Regions from separate parts of the Homo sapiens genome. Here region 1 is linked to region 2. Evidence: chromatin loops called from intact Hi-C (ENCODE). Cell type or tissue: PC-3. All regions are shown on one strand. Links, peaks and the distances in the headings refer to the core of each region. The heading gives the core; the rest is flanking DNA. Region 1 overlaps SYT1 (synaptotagmin 1). Region 2 has its middle 130 kb from the start of MIR1252.

What was found. Peaks named below come from ENCODE experiments on the same cell type or tissue, not always from the same donor. Only the 100,000 strongest peaks of a DNase experiment are listed, where the experiment ranks them.
Region 1: a loop joins it to region 2, with 5 times the contacts of the local background. A loop is called at or near these places in 4 of 110 quality-filtered maps.

The regions. Positions count from the first base shown.
Region 1 is chr12:79,450,268-79,459,021 of GRCh38, forward strand. It overlaps SYT1 (synaptotagmin 1), which reads left to right. Exons shown (of 11, transcript NM_005639.3): 11 at 1-1,741. Among named protein-coding and RNA genes, the nearest start is that of MIR1252, 35 kb to the left of the region's middle. In PC-3, for the core only: no CTCF peak of the experiment used is centred there; a DNase peak (open chromatin) is centred at 1,914; H3K4me3 peaks cover 693 bases; H3K27ac peaks cover 2,605 bases.
Region 2 is chr12:79,544,482-79,553,291 of GRCh38, forward strand. No RefSeq gene overlaps it. Among named protein-coding and RNA genes, the nearest start is that of MIR1252, 130 kb to the left of the region's middle. RefSeq lists enhancers at 692-1,205, 2,797-3,525, 2,968-3,262 and a silencer at 2,968-3,262. In PC-3, for the core only: CTCF peaks have their summits at 3,511 (motif pointing right) and 3,712; DNase peaks (open chromatin) are centred at 2,280, 2,720, 3,050 and 3,620; H3K4me3 peaks cover 2,456 bases; H3K27ac peaks cover 4,619 bases.

The DNA.
Region 1 (8,754 bases), core at 1-8,000, 95 kb before region 2:
AAAAGATGAAAGAAAAACAAAAACAAAAACCAACAACAATTAGCCATAGTTCTGAATGCACTTCAATTAAGCCAAAACAGACAGCTAGTGATCTTTTTATATGCTCTTTTTACTTAAGTTTTAATTTGTCCTTTAAAAAAAGGTGAAACAAACCAAGAACAAGTTCTAGAAAACTGAAGCAACCTCTTATGTATACTAGATGCTTGATTTAGGAGGAGTTTTTAAACGTTTTCAATGTTATTATGTAGTAAATGACACTATTATGAAGCTACTAGTCATTCCATAAGAGTCTTAAAGGACTGCTCTGTGTAACACTGTGACTGCCGTGTGTGCTTAGACCCGTAGTTTCCTCAGTGGATAGCACTCAATTTATTCCGTAGTGATATTGTAACAATACTGCCATTCCCTTCTACTGCACTGCCCAAGGTGTGTGTAGCACAAACAGTTCTCATTACAAAGGACCAATTCAGAACTGAAAAGCTATGCATAGGACAAGGAAGATACATAGAATGGGGTGGAACACAGCATTTTGTCAAGCACTGTGCAATATTCCATATTTTTCCCCACTATGGTAGACAACCATTTCGTGGAAGGGCAGCCTATTATCCCACACTGCATCTAGCCTTTTGTCCCATTCACTTCTGTGATCCATTTTAATTTCCAGGCCACAAGACAGTAGTGATGCTCTGAAATGAAAGTTTGTCTTCACAAATATCAAAACAAAATGGAGGAAAACTAAGCATTGGCCTCATGTTCAGTCTTCAGGATATCACACCACGTCTTTTCAAAAACTAAAGAGAATTCAAAAAGGGCTGATGGTAGGCTTTGAACATGGGGTTGGCTGTTTCCCAGTAAAACTGGAATTCCTGTCGTTACTGTTTCCTTATCAAAGAAGGGGCAAGCTCTTTTGCCTTTTAGGCCAGACATAGCAAACGCTTTATAATTGGCATAGACATAAAGGATAAAAGGAAAATAACCGTCTGCCGATGGTCCGTACTTCTTAAAAAACATAGGTAATAGAAAATATACACAAGTCAGAATGTGAAATTAAATAATGGTTTGAACAGAAAATTCAAACAAGACTCTTTCCAATTTAAAGGGCCAAACCCTACCAAAGAGAGGGAGTTGACTGGCTTTTAAAAAGTATTTAAATACCACAAATGACATTTAATTTCACTGTATTCAGCTTTAAGTTGTTCACAATGAAACCACACTTTCAAACAAGCAGGTTCAAGCTGCTGAATAGACATTATTTCTTGCATTAAAATACCACTAATGCATTCTCTTGCAACACTGCCAGACATGGGATTGTCACCATAGAATTAGTTGGTACTATGCCATCTTTCACTCTTTCACAAGTCAGTGATGGAACCTGCTTTATGACCAAGATTCATCCTCAAATAAGCCACATGTACCCTTCTGACAAAGCTGTGTAAAGTATTAGAATCTGATGCTCTAGAAAGATCCTAGTTGCCTTTGTGTATATTTACTGCCTGCTTGAGTGTTTCTATGTGTGGGTTTTCCCTGTATCTTGTAGAAATGTTGGGGTGTTTTCCTCTGCCATATGGCTCGTGGCCTGCGAGCCAACTATTTCAGCTGTATTTTACCTTCATTTTTGATGAGGTGATTTAAATTTTGTTTCACTTTGTGTAGTGAATTCCACAGTAGTTTTCTGATTGTTGTTAAAAATGACTTAACATATTACACAGATATTCAATAAAAATGTTTTATTTCCTGTTGATGTTGCTGCGTTCCCACTCTTTTCCTTGCCTGACTCTGGTGGTAAGCCAATGGCCTATTGACTTTGGGGGACTCCTGGAAGCAGCAGCAGCTAAACAAAACTGCACTGAATGCCAGCATCTGAGTCACATCTGAGTACAGAATAGCTAGAGGGAAAACAACACCCGGGAGCATTTGGCCATGACCGCGTGGTGTTCCTGGGCAGTGTCATTCTCAACATGTGTTTCTCTATTCCTGTGTGTCATCAGTTCATCTGGCGTACTCTGAGGCTTTTCACTTTGCCCAGCATGTGTCCTTCAGGGTTTTCACTCCAGAACCCAAGTCACACAGCTTCTCCAGAATGGGACGGAAAACAAAACTATTTAAACCCCAGTTTCAGAGGACAGTATGACACATTAAATTCTATGCCTACTACGATCGCTATGGGAAACAAGTAAATACTTTTCCTCCACTAAATTTAACATTTATCAAGTGCCTACTGTACTGGACGCTGAAGCCCACAGTTTCAGGCTGATGTAAATACGCTATCCCAATGCACTGTGATGTGGGCTTAAAAGTAAGGGTGTTGGGTCCCTGAGGACTTTTTTTTTTTTTTTTTTTTTTTTTTTTTTTTTTGCGGAGTCTCGCTCTGTTGCCAGGCTGGAGTGCAGTGGTGCGATCTCGGCTCACGGCAACCTCCACTTCCCGGCTTCAAGCGATTCTCCTGCTTCAGCCTCCCGAGTAGCTGGGATTACAGAAGCCCGCCACCACGCCTAGCTAATTTTTGTATTTTTAGTAGTGACAGGGTTTCACCATGTTGGCCAGGATGGTCTCCATCTCCTGACCTCGTGATCCACCCATCTCGGCCTCCCAAAGTGCTGGGATTACAGGCGTGAACCACTGTGCCCGGCCTATCCCTGAGGACTTTTACTGGATCAATCGTAGTAGATACCATGGTGTATCACCATGATCCCCCTTCAGCAGAGAGGTACTCTTGCTGCAGCTGCTGGAAGTGGTGCTTGCTGACAGCTGACAGCTGTGTTCCTCTGCGCTCTACAGAAGGAAGCTGTCTCACCTAAGTTTATGCACCCTCCCTGGGAGCAGCCCACAATCGGCTGCTGATTTCGGAATCTCTGAAGCGCCATCTCAGTTTCATAGCCCCAGGAGTTAGTGGAGACTGCTTTCGCAACTGCACTGCAGTTCAACTTCTTTCTCTGCCCTGTTGGTTTTCTTCAGTGTTTTGCAGGTGTTGCTCCTAAGAGCACTTCCTCCAATAAAACCCCTTCATGTACAGTTTCATCTCAGAATCTGTATCCTGGGGATCCCATCCCACAGCACATTCTTTGGGGAGGAGATATCAAGAAGAGTTTTCTAGAGAGGATAACACAGCGAAGTACTAAAGGAACTGGCAGGAGTCATCCAAGTAAGGGAGTGAGCAAGACTTCTGCAAAATTTATCTCACTTGACAAGTGTATTCATGATGGAGTCTTTGAGGTTGGCTGTATTATACTTCCTTCACTCAGCTCTATCAGTCATGGCCAAATAAAAATAGGAACTAAACCCAAACTGCTAAGACAACCAGTGGAAAGATCACTTAATAACTATACACTGTGAGGAAGCTGCTGGCGAAGGGTTCAAAATCTAAGTTTATAAAATGAAACTTAAGGCACAACTGGTTTAGAAATTTAAAAAAAAAATCAGCATTAAACAATCACAATCGTTTGGTTTTCAATGGTGAGGATTCTGTTTCTTAAAATGCTCTTGAAATTTGATCCAAAACTATTTAAAGAATATTTCTTAATGAATTATCAAAAAGAAAAAACTCACTTCATCCTTTTTCAATGTCATTTTCCCAAAAGGTTTGAAGGTCTAATATAAATACATTAAAGATATTTATTCGGTGTACTAGCCAGGAAAACAAAACCATTTCACATATTTCAGTGAGAGATTTTAAGATAGGAAAGTGGCTGCATAAGGGAGAGCTGAGAAAGCAAAGCAGAGACAGTAGAGTAACCCAGAGATTAGTACATAGCAACTCTGGGGCTGGGAGAAGAAAAGAGAAAATGTAGTATTCATGGAGCCCGAGACTGGAAAGGAGGGGCTGGAATCTTGGAGAAGGTTGCATGGAGACCCCATGATTCTAGGACCACAAAAGGGTATTAGGCCCACCCTGGAGGTGAGGGAACTCCCAGAAACCGCTGATCCAGTCTGCTCACTATTGCTAGAAGGAAATTGATAGAAGCTGAATGCAGGAAGATAATCTCTTCTCCTCTTCTCCTTTCCACTACAACCAGTGCTTCCCATTGGCAGAACCAGCTGGTAAGGGATTCTAGGAAAATAGTCTGCAAAGGCTCAGACCCCACCCCAAGTATATAGCAGAGTACAAAGGTGGGAATGAGAACAGCCAGCAAATGATCAGTGCATTAGGAAACCTGTTACCAGCGGCAAACACTTTTTAAGTGCTTTCATTTTTCCCACAGAAGAGTCAGATGTTTCTGAGTCACACAAGTCATCCCCCACCTGATAAAACATGCATAGGAAATCACATTCTTATTCTATTTATGCAGAGAGTTTACTCTTAACAGATTTGAAAATTCCAACCATGATTGCAGTTACCTTCCACCCCGACTGCAACACATCTTTATTACATATGCACAGGACTCTTTGATGTTTAGCAACTGATTTAGGCTGCACACAAATCTCTACCATAAAACTGTCACACGGTGACTTTGGAATAAGAAGGTGAAAAAGCAGGAAAATAAAAATGAGAAATAGCCTGGTACTAAATGTACAAAAAAATTTTCCAAAGCATACAGAGTAAGAATTATGCAAGAGGAGCCATCAAGAGAGACCCAGAAATAAAAGCACCATGCAAACATGCTGATGATTTGTGGAATCTAAGTTCTAAGGCTGTTATATACATTTTTAAATCCGCATTTCAACGGTATTGATTTCTTCCCTCCCCACTTCTTCCCACCAATGAATATCCCCAAAGTTGTCACATTCATCTTTCCCTGACAGTAACTATCCTGCCAGCCAAGCCTATCCCCTGTGCAAAATATTCTTGCCCCTACCAGGGCACACACAAGGTTAAGAGGTATTTTATACTTAGCAAGTTGGGACTCACTTCCTTTTCAGCTGTCCACTTTAACTCTGTCAACTTCCTACCTCCTCTGGACTCTGCAACGAAGTGCTGACACCTTTTATAGGTAAGAATGTTTGAGTTGCAAATGGAAGAAATCTAAATCAAGTGGTATTAAGGAAAAAAGAGAGAAAGAAAGGTAAAAAAGTAGGAAGCTTTAGAGAAAGAGATAAACCACTGGCTCACCTAAACCAGGAAGTTCAACGCGGATGATTACTTTTAAGAACAGCTGGATCAAAAGCCACAGTGTCATCATTTTCTCTCTCATTCTCCTTCCCCATAAACTCTGCTATCCTTAGTATTGACTTCATTGCCAAGCTGCTATGTCTCCATGTAGCAACAGGGAAGACCCTTGGCAGCTTCACACATATTCTTCCAGCTTAGCAGGCTTGCAGGGAGTGTTTGTTTCACAATTATACCACCAAAATTCCCAAACCTGACTTGTATGACTGGGTCACATGTTCTTAAAACAATCCCCATAGCCAGATGATGATACAGTATTTACTTCAGCCAAAACTAGGCCATGTCTCTAGACCCAGAGCCAAAGAGATAGGGGAAAAATAGCTCCTCAAAAGAAAATAAAAATGATATTAACAAACAAGAAAAGTAGATACCAGGCAGACAAAAACAGCAAACAGCTACACTTTGATTCCTGGTATACCACCAGCCCTAAGAGGAGGGACAAACTCAGGTGATAACAGCATCCTGGTCACTCCTCCTTTTACTAAAAACACTATTAGAAAGGAAATTGTAAAAGTGTGTACCACCTTTCAATTATCTGAAAATTTCCACTTACTTTCTTATTTATTGCCGGGAAAATCAATCACTTGCTATATCTTTTAACAGATTTTTTTTTTTGAGACAGGATCTTGCTCTGTCACCGGGCGGGAAAGGGTGATAATATCTGCCCTGTGATATGGTTCATGATATCCAGTGGGGGAGAGGGTGATATTACTTGCCATATCACTGGAGGTGTACAATCCTATGTAATATCTACCTTGGAATTAGGAATAACGTTTTCCTAGAATATTTCTAATAAATTCACAGGGTGTACACCTACTATGACATTAGGCGTAACATCTCCCTACGATATTACCAATAATATCACAAGGTGTACAGCCACTGTGACACCAGGAGTAACACCTCAGTAGGATACTATGAATAGCAAGCATTACACTGTGACATTAGGTGTACACTGTGACATTAGGTGTAACATCTCAGTAGGATATTACAAATAATATAAATGGGAGTACACCCCATGTGATATTAAGAGTAATATTAATATTGCTTGGATATTACAAATAATATCGATTAATATTTATGGTAATAATTATTAACACATTATTTGTAATGCCCTAGGGTGATTTTATTTCTAATGTCACAGTGTGTGTACACCATGTGTATACACCCTGTGATATTATTCATAGTATCCTAGAAAAATGTTACTCCTAATGTCACAGTGGGTGTATACTGTGTGTTTACACTCTGTAATATTATTCGTAATATCCTATGGGGATGTTACGTGGGTATACACTATGTGATATTATCTGTAATATCCTGGGGGATGTGACTGTTAATGTCACAGTGGGTGTACAAGATGTTTTTACATCCTGTATTATTATTCATAATAACATAGGGGGATGTTACTCTTAATGTCACAGTGAGTGTACACAATGTGTGGGTACTCCTAGTGATATGAACCATAATATCCTAGGGGGATGTTATAACTAATGTCAGAGTGGGTGTACACCATGTGTGTACACCATGTATGCACACCCTGTGATATTATTTGTAATACCTAGGCGGATGTTATTCCTAATGTCACAGTGGGTGTACACTAGGCGTATAAAATCTGTGATATTATTCATAATACCCTGGGGGGGTGTTACTCCTAATGCCACAGTTGGTGTACACCATGTGTGTTCACCCCGTGGTATTATTCGTAAAATCCTAGGGAGATGTTACTCCTAATTTCATAGTAAGTGTACACTATGTGTGTGCACCCTGTGATATTATTCATAAAATCCTAGGGGGATGTTACTCCTAATTTCATAGTAAGTGTACACCATGTGTGTACACCCTGTGATATTATTTATGTAATTATAGGGGTATGTTACTTTAATGTCACAGTGGGTGTACTCATATAGTGTACAACCTGTGATAATATTCGTAATATTTTTGGGGGATTTTACTTCTAATACCACAGTGGTATTACAACCTGTGTGTACAACCTGTGATATTATTTGTAATATCCTAGGGAGATATTACTTATAATATCACAGTGGGTGTAAACTCTGTGGTATTATTTGTAGTATCCTAGGGAGATATTACTTATAATACCACAGTGGGTGTAAACTCTGTGGTATTATTTGTAATATCCTAGGGCAATATTACTCCTAATATCACAGTGATGACTTGATAACCTAGGAGGATATTATGCCTAATGTCACAGTGTGTGTACACCCACTGTGATATTATTCTTAATATCCTAGGGAAATGTTACTCCTAATGTCACAGGTGGTATAACCTGTGATATTATTCGTAATTTTCTAGGGTGATGATACTCGTAATGTCACAGGGGGTATACACCTTGTGATATTAGTCGTAATTTACTAGGACGGTGTTACTTTTCATTTCACAAGGAGTGTACACTCTGTGATTTTATTTGTTATATCCTAGGGGAATGTTATTCCTAATGTCACAGGTGGTGTATACCCTGTGATATTCGTTATATTCTAGGGTGACGTTACTCCTAGTGTCACTGAGGGTGTACACCCTGTGATATTATTCATAATATCCTAGGAGGATGTTACTCCTAATGTCACAGGGGGTGTACATTCTGTGATATTATTATTTTTGTCATAGGGGGATATTACCCCTGATGTCACAGAGGGTGTATGTCCTGTGATATTACTGGAAATATCCTCATCAGATGTTAGTCCTAACATCACAATGGGTGTACACTCTGTGATATTATTCATAATATCCTAGGGGGATGTTACTCCTAATGTCACAGGGGTTGTACTTCCTGTGATATTATTTGTAATATCTTAGGTGATATTACTTATAATGTCATAGGGGGTGTACGCCTTGTTATATATATTCATAATTTTCTAGATGTTGGTTACTTTTAATGTCATAGGGGATGTACACCCTGTGATATTATTTGTAATATCCTAAGGAGATATAACTTCAAATATCCACCTGGGTGTACATAGTGTACACCCTGTGATATTATTCATAATATTTTAGGATGATATAATTCCTAATATCACCATGGGTGTAAACCATGTGTTTACACCCTGTGATATTATTTGTAGTGTCCTAGGTAGTTATTACTTATTTTATCAGAGTGGGTGTACACTCTGTTATATTTTTCATACATTTTAGAGAACTATTACTTCTAATATCACACATATGGTGTTCACTTCTAATTAAAACACATATGGTGTACACCCTGTTATATTATTCGTAATATCCAAGGGAGATTTTACTCACAATATCACAGTTGGTGTACACCCTGTGATATTTGTTCTAATATTCTAGGAAGATATTACTCCTAATATCAAAGTGGGTGTACACACTGTGATAATTTTGGTAATATCCTAGGGGGATGTTACTCCTAATGTCTCTGGGGGTGTACATCCTGTGGTATTATTTGTAATATTCTAGGGGGATGTTATCCTAATATCACAAGGGTGTACATTCTGTGATATTATTCATAATATCCTAGGGGCATATTACTCCTAATGTGTACACCCTGTGATATTATTCATTATATCCTAGGGTGATGTTACTCCTAATGTCACAAGGAGTGTACACCCTGTGATATTATTCATAATATCCTAGAAAGATATTACTCCTAATATCACTGGGGGTGTACACCCTGAGAT
Region 2 (8,810 bases), core at 343-8,342:
CAGAATGCTACAGGGTACAGCCCATTTAAGCTCCTGTATAGATGCTCCTTTTTATTAGGCCCCAGTCTCATTCCAGACAACAGACCAACTTAGACTGTGCCCCGCCCCCCCCCAAAAAAAAACTTGTCATCCTACTATTTTCTGTCTAGTCATACTCCTATTCACCATTCTGAACTACTCATACATGCCCTGCTCTTGTTTACACTGCCGGTTTACACTGTTTTTCCAAGCCATCACAGCTGATATCTCCTGGTGCTATCCCCAAACTGCCACTCTTAACTCTTGAAGTAAATAAATAATCTTTGCTGGCAGGACTCTGCCGAATCTCCTTAAGCACTCTCTAATCAGATATCCTGAGTTGTCCCAATTCTTAGACCTTTTATACCTGTTTTTCTCCTTCTGTTATTCCATTTAGTTTTTCAATTCATACAAAACCGTATCCAGGCCATCACCAATCATTCTATACGACAAATGTTTCTTCTAACATCCCCACAATATCACCCCTTACCACAAGACCTCCCTTCAGCTTAATCTCTCCCACTCTAGGTTCCCACGCCGCCCCTAATCCCGCTTGAAGCAGCGCTGAGAAACATCGCCCATTCTCTCTCCATACCACCCCCCAAAAGTTTTCGCCGCCCCAACACTTCAACACTATTTTGTTTTATTTTTCTTATTAATATAAGAAGGCAGGAATGTCAGGCCTCTGAGCCCAAGCCAAGCCATCGCATCCCCTGTGACTTGCACGTATACGCCCAGATGGCCTGAAATAACTGAAGAATCACAAAAGAAGTGAATATGCCCTGCCCCACCTTAACTGATGACATTCCACCACAAAAGAAGTGTAAATGGCCGGTCCTTGCCTTAACTGATGACATTACCTTGTGAAAGTCCTTTTCCTGGCTCATCCTGGCTCAAAAAGCACCCCCACTGAGCACCTTGCGACCCCCACTCCTGCCCGCCAGAGAACAAACCCCCTTTGACTGTAATTTTCCTTTACCTACCCAAATCCTATAAAACGGCCCCACCCTTATCTCCCTTCACTGACTCTCTTTTCGGACTCAGCCTGCCTGCACCCAGGTGAAATAAACAGCCATGTTGCTCACACAAAGCCTGTTTGGTGGTCTCTTCACACGGACACGCATGAAAGTAACCACAGGAAAGGGGACTAGGATGTGAAAGAATAGACCAAGACCCCCCACTCCACCCTCCAGTATTTAAGATTACTAGACTATTCTGGGGGTAGATAGAGGAGAAAGAAGACTTTTGGATAGAAAATGATTTTTACACTTTTTAAAAGAACACTTCTGAGTCTTAAGATTCCAATGAGAGCATTTTTAATAAACTGGATGTGACATAAGTTATAGAACTAGGCTGAGACACCATTAAGGGAGCTTACTGCCCAGCAGGCAGAGTTTTAAAAAAAACACAGTTAGTAGCAATTATGGGAAAAATAAGATCCTTTTGTGTTTATACCTTAACATAAGGAAAGATTCTCACTAAATTGGTTAAGCATGGTAATGTTTGCACTCTTTGAATGTAAGTTGAAGTGTTGCCTCTCCTAAGTAACACATTTATGTTTCCAAGGTGGTTTTCATGGAGACAAAAGGTGGAGAAGGACAGTCCCGTGAAGTGGATGCAACAGTTGAAGGTAACAGTAAGTCTTCATCAAGAGCCAGACATGCCTTAGAATAACAGGTAAATAAATAATTTAAAGCAGAGGCCTCTCATTACCAGACTAAGTCCCAACCAACCAAATCATCTTCCTCATTTGAAATTCCTCTAAGTGTCACAAAGGTTGTTGTGTTTGTGATGTGGGTTTTGACTGTCCTCATGTTACCAGAAAGAGGTCCTGATCCAGACCCCAAAAGAGGGTTATTGGATCTTGCACAAAAAAGAATTTGAGGCGAATCCATAAAGTGAAAGCAAGTTTACTAGGAAAGTAATGGCTTTTTACTAGGAAAGTAATACAGGAATGGCTACTCCATAGTCAGAGCTGCCCCACAGGTTGCTGGTTGCCCACTTTTCCGGTTATTTCTTGATGATATGCTAAACAAGAAGTGGATTATTCATGCCTCCCCTTTTTAGACCATATAGGGTAAAGTGTGATGGCACTGATGGGAGTGTAGCAGTGAGGACAACCTGAGGTCACTCTCATCGTCATCTTGGTTTTGGTTTGGTGGGTTTTAGTCGGCTTCTTTACTGCAACCTGTTTTTACCAGCAAGGCCTTTATGACCTGTATCTTGTGCCCACCTCTTATCTGATCCTGTGACTTAGAATTCCTAACTGTCTGGGAATGCAGCCCAGTAGGCCTCAGCCTTATTTTACCTAGCCCCCCCATTTAAGACGAAGTTGCTCTGAGTTGAATAAAAAGCATTCAAAAATAACCAAATAAAAAACTTTATGTGGATAGAGAATCAGAAAGACTGTGGTGACAGTTCTGAGTCAAACCTTCACGATTTCCCCTCCTTCCTGTAATGAAATTAGACTCAGGAGAAGTTCCAGGATTTAACAAACCCAGGAATAATAGTCTACATTTCAACACTGAAAAGTTTTCTTACTCTGTTTACCAACTATGGGGACTATGACTAAAATATTATGAGAAATAACTCATGTCTCAAGACTCAGAGCCAAATTAATTTCACATATCTATAATTTGCTACACAAACAACCACTTTCCCAGAGGCCTCTGTTCCTATAGGTCAACAAACACGAGATGACTCCACGATGAGACTCCCAGGCTTCAGACAAGTCCATAGCCTTAGGTAATTATGATCTGAGGTGGTTTTGAAGCTCCTCTTACACACACAGACCCCCCAAACCCATCCCTCCCACCCCCTGCACCCCGCCCCATCTCTGGGCCAAAACTTTCTTTCCAGTGGGTCTGAAAAGTACTGCCTGAAATTCTCAGCATTCCTGTCATTCCCTAAAGGCTGAGGCAGCTCTCTAAACATTCTTTCAGGCACCTGAGGAATTGGGCCACCAGCTCTTCTGTGGGGAGCCAACAGGAAATTAAGTATAAAGGGCAGCAAAAGTATTTGGGGAGATGACAATGAGGCATAAAGGAAACAAAGAAGGGTGGGGGTGCAAGAAAAGAAGCCTGGTCTACCTACACACTTTGCCCTGCAGACAGTTCTACCTCTCAGCACGTGTGATGACTTACCTAGGAATGGAATGTGGACCTGGGAGGGGAAGCTGGTACAAAGCTGTGGAGGCTGGAAAGGAACCCAGGGCCCTATTACAAATCGTGAATAGTGACTTTTAGCTAGAATCACTTGCCAGAAGCTTGGGAAAAAAATGTTTTCACTGAGGGCCTAATTGGATGTCAGAAGGCTTCTACAGAAAGCCTGGCTCCTAGAGCTTCCTAGCTGCTGAGATGGGCTATCCTGGCAAGAATCCTCTCCCTCCTCCTTTCTTTCCCTCTTGCTCCCTTCCTCTTTCCCCTCCTTTTCTCTTTTCCGTACACAATCTGACAGTTTATTTGGGACAATTCTTTGGAGAACTGGGATACACCTGCAGTATATTCATTTTTAAGCCACGGACAAACCACTAGAGGGCGATGCCATCACTAATTGCTGAAACTTTCCTGCTTTCCTCTGGCTTCAGCATTCAGCAGGCCTATCCACACATCCTGTGACAGGATGTTTCTGAACTTTTCCTTCAATTCTCATTGTAAATAAACAACCTCAGGGTGAATACATCCAGATGCACATCATAGCGACATGCAGCATGAATTGCACAGGCCAAAGTTTCTGGTCTATCCGGAACAGTCTTGCCTAATATGCACCACAGTTCAGAAACCAGAGGTTAAACTTGCTTTTTTGTCCTGAATTTCTGCCTGAATTTTGGAGTTTCTCTCAAATGCTATCTCTAAGGGCAAAAGGAGCCCTTCAAAGAAATGAAAAGTTAAATAATCCAGCACAGCCCATTTGTACAGGATTTCTGTTTTGTTTCCATATTCAAGTTACAAATATTTGGTTTGCTTAAATGCAGGGTTTGCCCAAATGGTCAAAAGCTATTAGTAGATTAGTCATGTATGCAAATATGGGGAGCAGGGGCACATGTTTCTCACTGCTTGAGAAACTATGTGTATAAACGGGGTCCCAGTAAATTTGGTCCTAGCCGGGGCGTACCAAAGAAAGCAAAGCTAGCAGGGGTAGTGGCTAATGTCTGTAATCCCAACACTTTGGGAAGTTAAGGCAGGAGGATCACTTGAGGCTGGGAGTTCAAGGTTTGCCTGGGCAACATAGCAAGACCCCATCTCTAAAAAAATAAAAATAGTCAGGTATGTACTATTATACAGGTGTGCACCTGTAGTCCCAGCTCCTCAGGAGGCTGGGGTGGGAGGATCCTTTGAGCCCAGGAGTTTGAGGCTGCAGTAGCTGTGATCACACCACTGCACTCTAGCCTGGGTGACAAAGCAAGACTCTGTCTGAAAAAAAAAGGGAAGAGAAAGAAAGAGAAAGAAAGAAGGAAAGAAAGAAAGAAAAAGAAAGAGAGATAGAGAAAAGAAAAGAAAAAAGAAAAGAAGGCTGCTAGAAATCTTAAACTCGGCTGGGTGCAGTGGCTCATGCCTGTAATCCCAGCGCTTTGGGAGGCCGAGACGGGTGGATCACCTGAGGTCAGGGGTTGGAGAGCAGCCTGGCCAACATGGTGAAACTAGTCTCTACTAAAAATACAAAAATTAGCCAGGCATGGTGGCGGGAGCCTGTAATCCCAGCTGAGGCAGGAGAGGAGGCTGAGTCAGGAGAATCGCTTGAACCCGGGAGGTGGAGGTTGCAGTGAGCTGAGATCGTGCCACTGCACTCCAGCCTGGGAGACAGAGTGAGACTCCTTCTCAAAAAAAAGAAAAAAAAAAAAAAAGAAATCTTAGAACTCCTTGAACTTTTTGGGCAGAATCTCCCTTCCTATGAGTTCAACTAGTGTTCCTAGGCATACACTCTGCCTCCTGTATAGGGGCAGACTAGCATCAGACTTCTCTGAGATTAGTATTTCAAGAATTTATGCAAACTAACCTATTGAAGTTAGACTGAAGATCTGGGTAAAAATGTAAATCAGAAAGTATTCAATAAATCAGGTAAAGCACATAACAGGCAATTCATGTACTGGAATACTGCTGCCTCCAGCACTGGTGGTGTACTTCTTCAAGTACAGTACTTCTTCAAATATTTGCTGATGTCAAGCTTATCCTCCATTTATCAGCAGAGGCAGATAAGGTGAGGAAAATATTTGTAGGCAGAGAGATTTCTGGAATTTTCCTACAGTGCTGAAATACCATCCAGAGTTCAAGTGGGCCATATTTGGACAATGATTACTATGTTATTTTTTCTATCGTATTTTCACTGCTATATAATAACATTAACACTCTTTACACAAGGTCAGTACTATTTACCTAAGACTTTCCCAAATCTTTCCCATTCTCTCCCCTCAAAAGTTCATGAACACATTCTATGTTTCTGAAGGAAAAAATATAATAGAGGAAAAGTTTATTGAGATTAGTCAAGTGGGGATTGTAATTCACCAAATCTGCATTTACTAGAAGGAAGATAGAGCAGAAAACTAGTCCCAGGGTTTAAAGACTACAATTCATAGAAGACTCCTATTGTTGGGCCAACACTGTATTTCACAGCAGGTGAAGAGAGAAAAAGTACAGGAAAACAAACAAGGATGGAAGTATGGTACAGGAGGGTGCACAGTGAATAGAAGAAAATGCTATGGAAGACTACTCCTCACCGAGCAAAACCCGACTAGGTGGAACGTGGACTGAAGGTGGAGATGAATTCAAGAGTTTTACGGAGGGCACCTGTCACCTAATCACAGCGCCAACGACGCTACCAAGAAAGCATCATGGCCTTTTCTTTTACAGGCACTTTGTTTACAGGACAAATCAAGGAAATCAAGGAAAAGGCATCTTTTCTCTTCCAGATCACTTTTAGAATCCAAGATTTGGTACACTGGGACAAATAAAAACACATAGCTATGAAAGGGTCGATGAGATCCCATTTGTAACTTGGCTAAATAGAGTTGTTTCAGTACCTGACAACTTGAGTTCAATCTGTATTATTCTGAATGTATAATTGATGTGGCCATCAGTTTCCAGTAAAGGAACTTTTGTTTTGCTTTTTTCCCCCCACTTTCCCTCAGAAGGAATGGCTTTCTCATTAGGAAATGTTCGCATGCCCTCAGAAAAGGTGTTTGGAATAGAAAGACTCCCCGGAATCAGATTAAAATGCCAGCAGAGTTGAGTATGTTCTTCCCCATTTTGAGCTAGTTAAATGAGAACTCACGCCATTCTCCACACAGGGAACTTCTTAGGTAAAACTATTAAAGCCATGGAACCATTTACTTAGTGTGGTTATTAAAATCCTATGGCACTCTGGTGAACAGTGCTGTGGACTGGCAGCCAGAATATCTTTTCCAATTCTAGCCCCTATATTTCCTGGATTTATAGAAGCAAAGCAACTAGGAAAGCTGTAGGTCTTCTCACCCATTTTGTAGATATTTGTTGAGTACCCAATGTTTTAGGCACTGGAGTACAATAATAAACCAGATCTAGCACAGTCCTTGCCTTCACAGTTCAGAGTCATGAAGGAAACAAACCAGTAAAAAGGCAATTGTAACGTCATACCCATTAGCATGGCCATGATAAAAGAGAGAGAGAGAGGAGGAAAAAAAGGAAAGAAAGAAGTGTTGGTGAGGACACTAAACAATCAGAACCCTCATACAGTGTTGGTGTCAATGTAAAATGATGCGGCTACTCTAGAAAAGTCCTCCAAAAGCTCAATACAGAATCAGAATAACCATACAATGTAGCAGTGTCACTGCTAGGTACATACTCAAGACCATTGAAAACATGGCCATACAAAAACTTGTACACAAATGTTAATAGAAGCATTATTTATTAATACTCAAAAAGTGGAAACAATCCAAATGTCCATCAGCTGACGAATGGATATACAAAATGTGGTACATACATACAATGGAATATTTCAACCATAAAATGAAATGAAGTACTGATACATAATACAACATGGATGAACCTTAGAAACATATTTAGTGCAAGAAGACAGACACAAAGGGACAAATATGGTATGATTCTATTCACATAAAATGTCCAGACTAGGGAAATAAATAGAGATAAAAAGTAGATTAATAATTGTCAGGGGATTGGGGGAAGGGGAAACACGGAGTGGCTGTCAATGGGTGTGTATGTGGGTTCTTTTAGGAGTGATGAAAATGTTCTCAAATTATATAGTGATTGCATAACCTTGTAAATATATTAAAAACCACTGAATTGTACAATTTAAAAGAGTGACTTTTATGTTATGTAAATTATATCAATAAGACAAGGTAATTATAATACAATAAGATGATGGCCATATTAGAGCGTGCTAGTCTACATGTGTGGGGGTAGTGTTGGAGAAGAGGTTCAGAAAAGCTTTCTGAAAAAAATGACTTTTAAGCAGTGATCACAGAAGACAAGTAGGAGTAAGAAGGAAAAGGAGGAAGAATGGATCAATGTTAAAGGAACAGCAGAATATGCCCACGGCAGAGGGGAGAGAGCACATGGTACATTTGGAGGAATAGTGGTCCTGCTGGGCTGAAACATGGTGTTCACAGTGGAGAGAAGTAAGGCTAGGGATAGAAGGAGCAAACCAACCATGCTAAAGAATTTCTACTTTATCCTAATTATAACAGGAAACCCTTGAAAGAGCTAAAGCACAGGAATGACAAGATCTGGTCTGTTCTTCGGAAAGGTTGTTCTAAGTGCAACGCGAAGAACAGACTGGAGGTAAAGCAAGCATAGGGGCCAAGAGATTGGTTAGGAGGTTATTGCACTAACGCAAGTCTGAACTGACCAAATAGGGAAAATTGGAAGGTACCGGGGAAGTTCTTCCAAGCTCCCTGTAATGCTCTGCCAACTATAACAGTACTAGGCTCTGCCAGGAAGCAAGATGTGGTTTTAGTAAGGAGGTGGTGCCAATGCTAAGGCTGCTAGCGAGTCTTCCAGCAGACTCTACTCCTGCTTTTGGCCCAAACTTTATACTCAATCTCTAGACTTGGGCTCCCTTTTCCCTCCACAATGAACATAAAGATCCTCACCATGTGCAACAGAGAGATAGTCTACTGTAAGAGTATGGATTTGAGTCAGAAGCACCTAAGTTCAAATTCCTGCCCTGCCATTTCCAAGCTTATGTGATAAGATATACTTAACCTCTGATCTCAGTTTTTTGAATGTGAAATTAGGAAGATAGTAACATATCTCAGTTTTGTGCTAAGGATTATATGTGATTACAGATGTAAAAAAGCCTTGCACCAGGCCTGCCCTTTAGTAGGTGCTCAATAAATGTAGTCTCTGTACTCTTTGCATCACAATCCTATAGTTACAATTGTGTTCCTAATTGGTGGGTTCTTGGTCTCGCTGACTTCAAGAATGAAGCCGCGGACCCTCGTGGTAAGTGTTACAGTTCTTAAAGATGGCGTGTCCGGAGTTTGTTCCTTCTGATGTTCGGACATGTCTGGAGTTTCTTCCTTCTGGTGGGTTCGTGGTCTCGCTGGCTTCAGGAGTGAAGCTGCAGACCTTCACGGTGAGTGTTACAGCTCTTAAGGCGGTCCGTCTAGAGTTGTTCGTTCCTCTCGTTTGGAGTTGTTCATTCCTCCCGGTGCGTTCATCGTCTTGCTGGCCTCCTGCAGACCTTCACGGTGAGTGTTAGAGCTCATAACGGCAGTGCAGACCCAAAGAGTGAGCAGCAACAAGATTTATTGCCAAGAGCAAAAGAACAAAACTTCCACAGTGTGGAAAGGGTCCGGA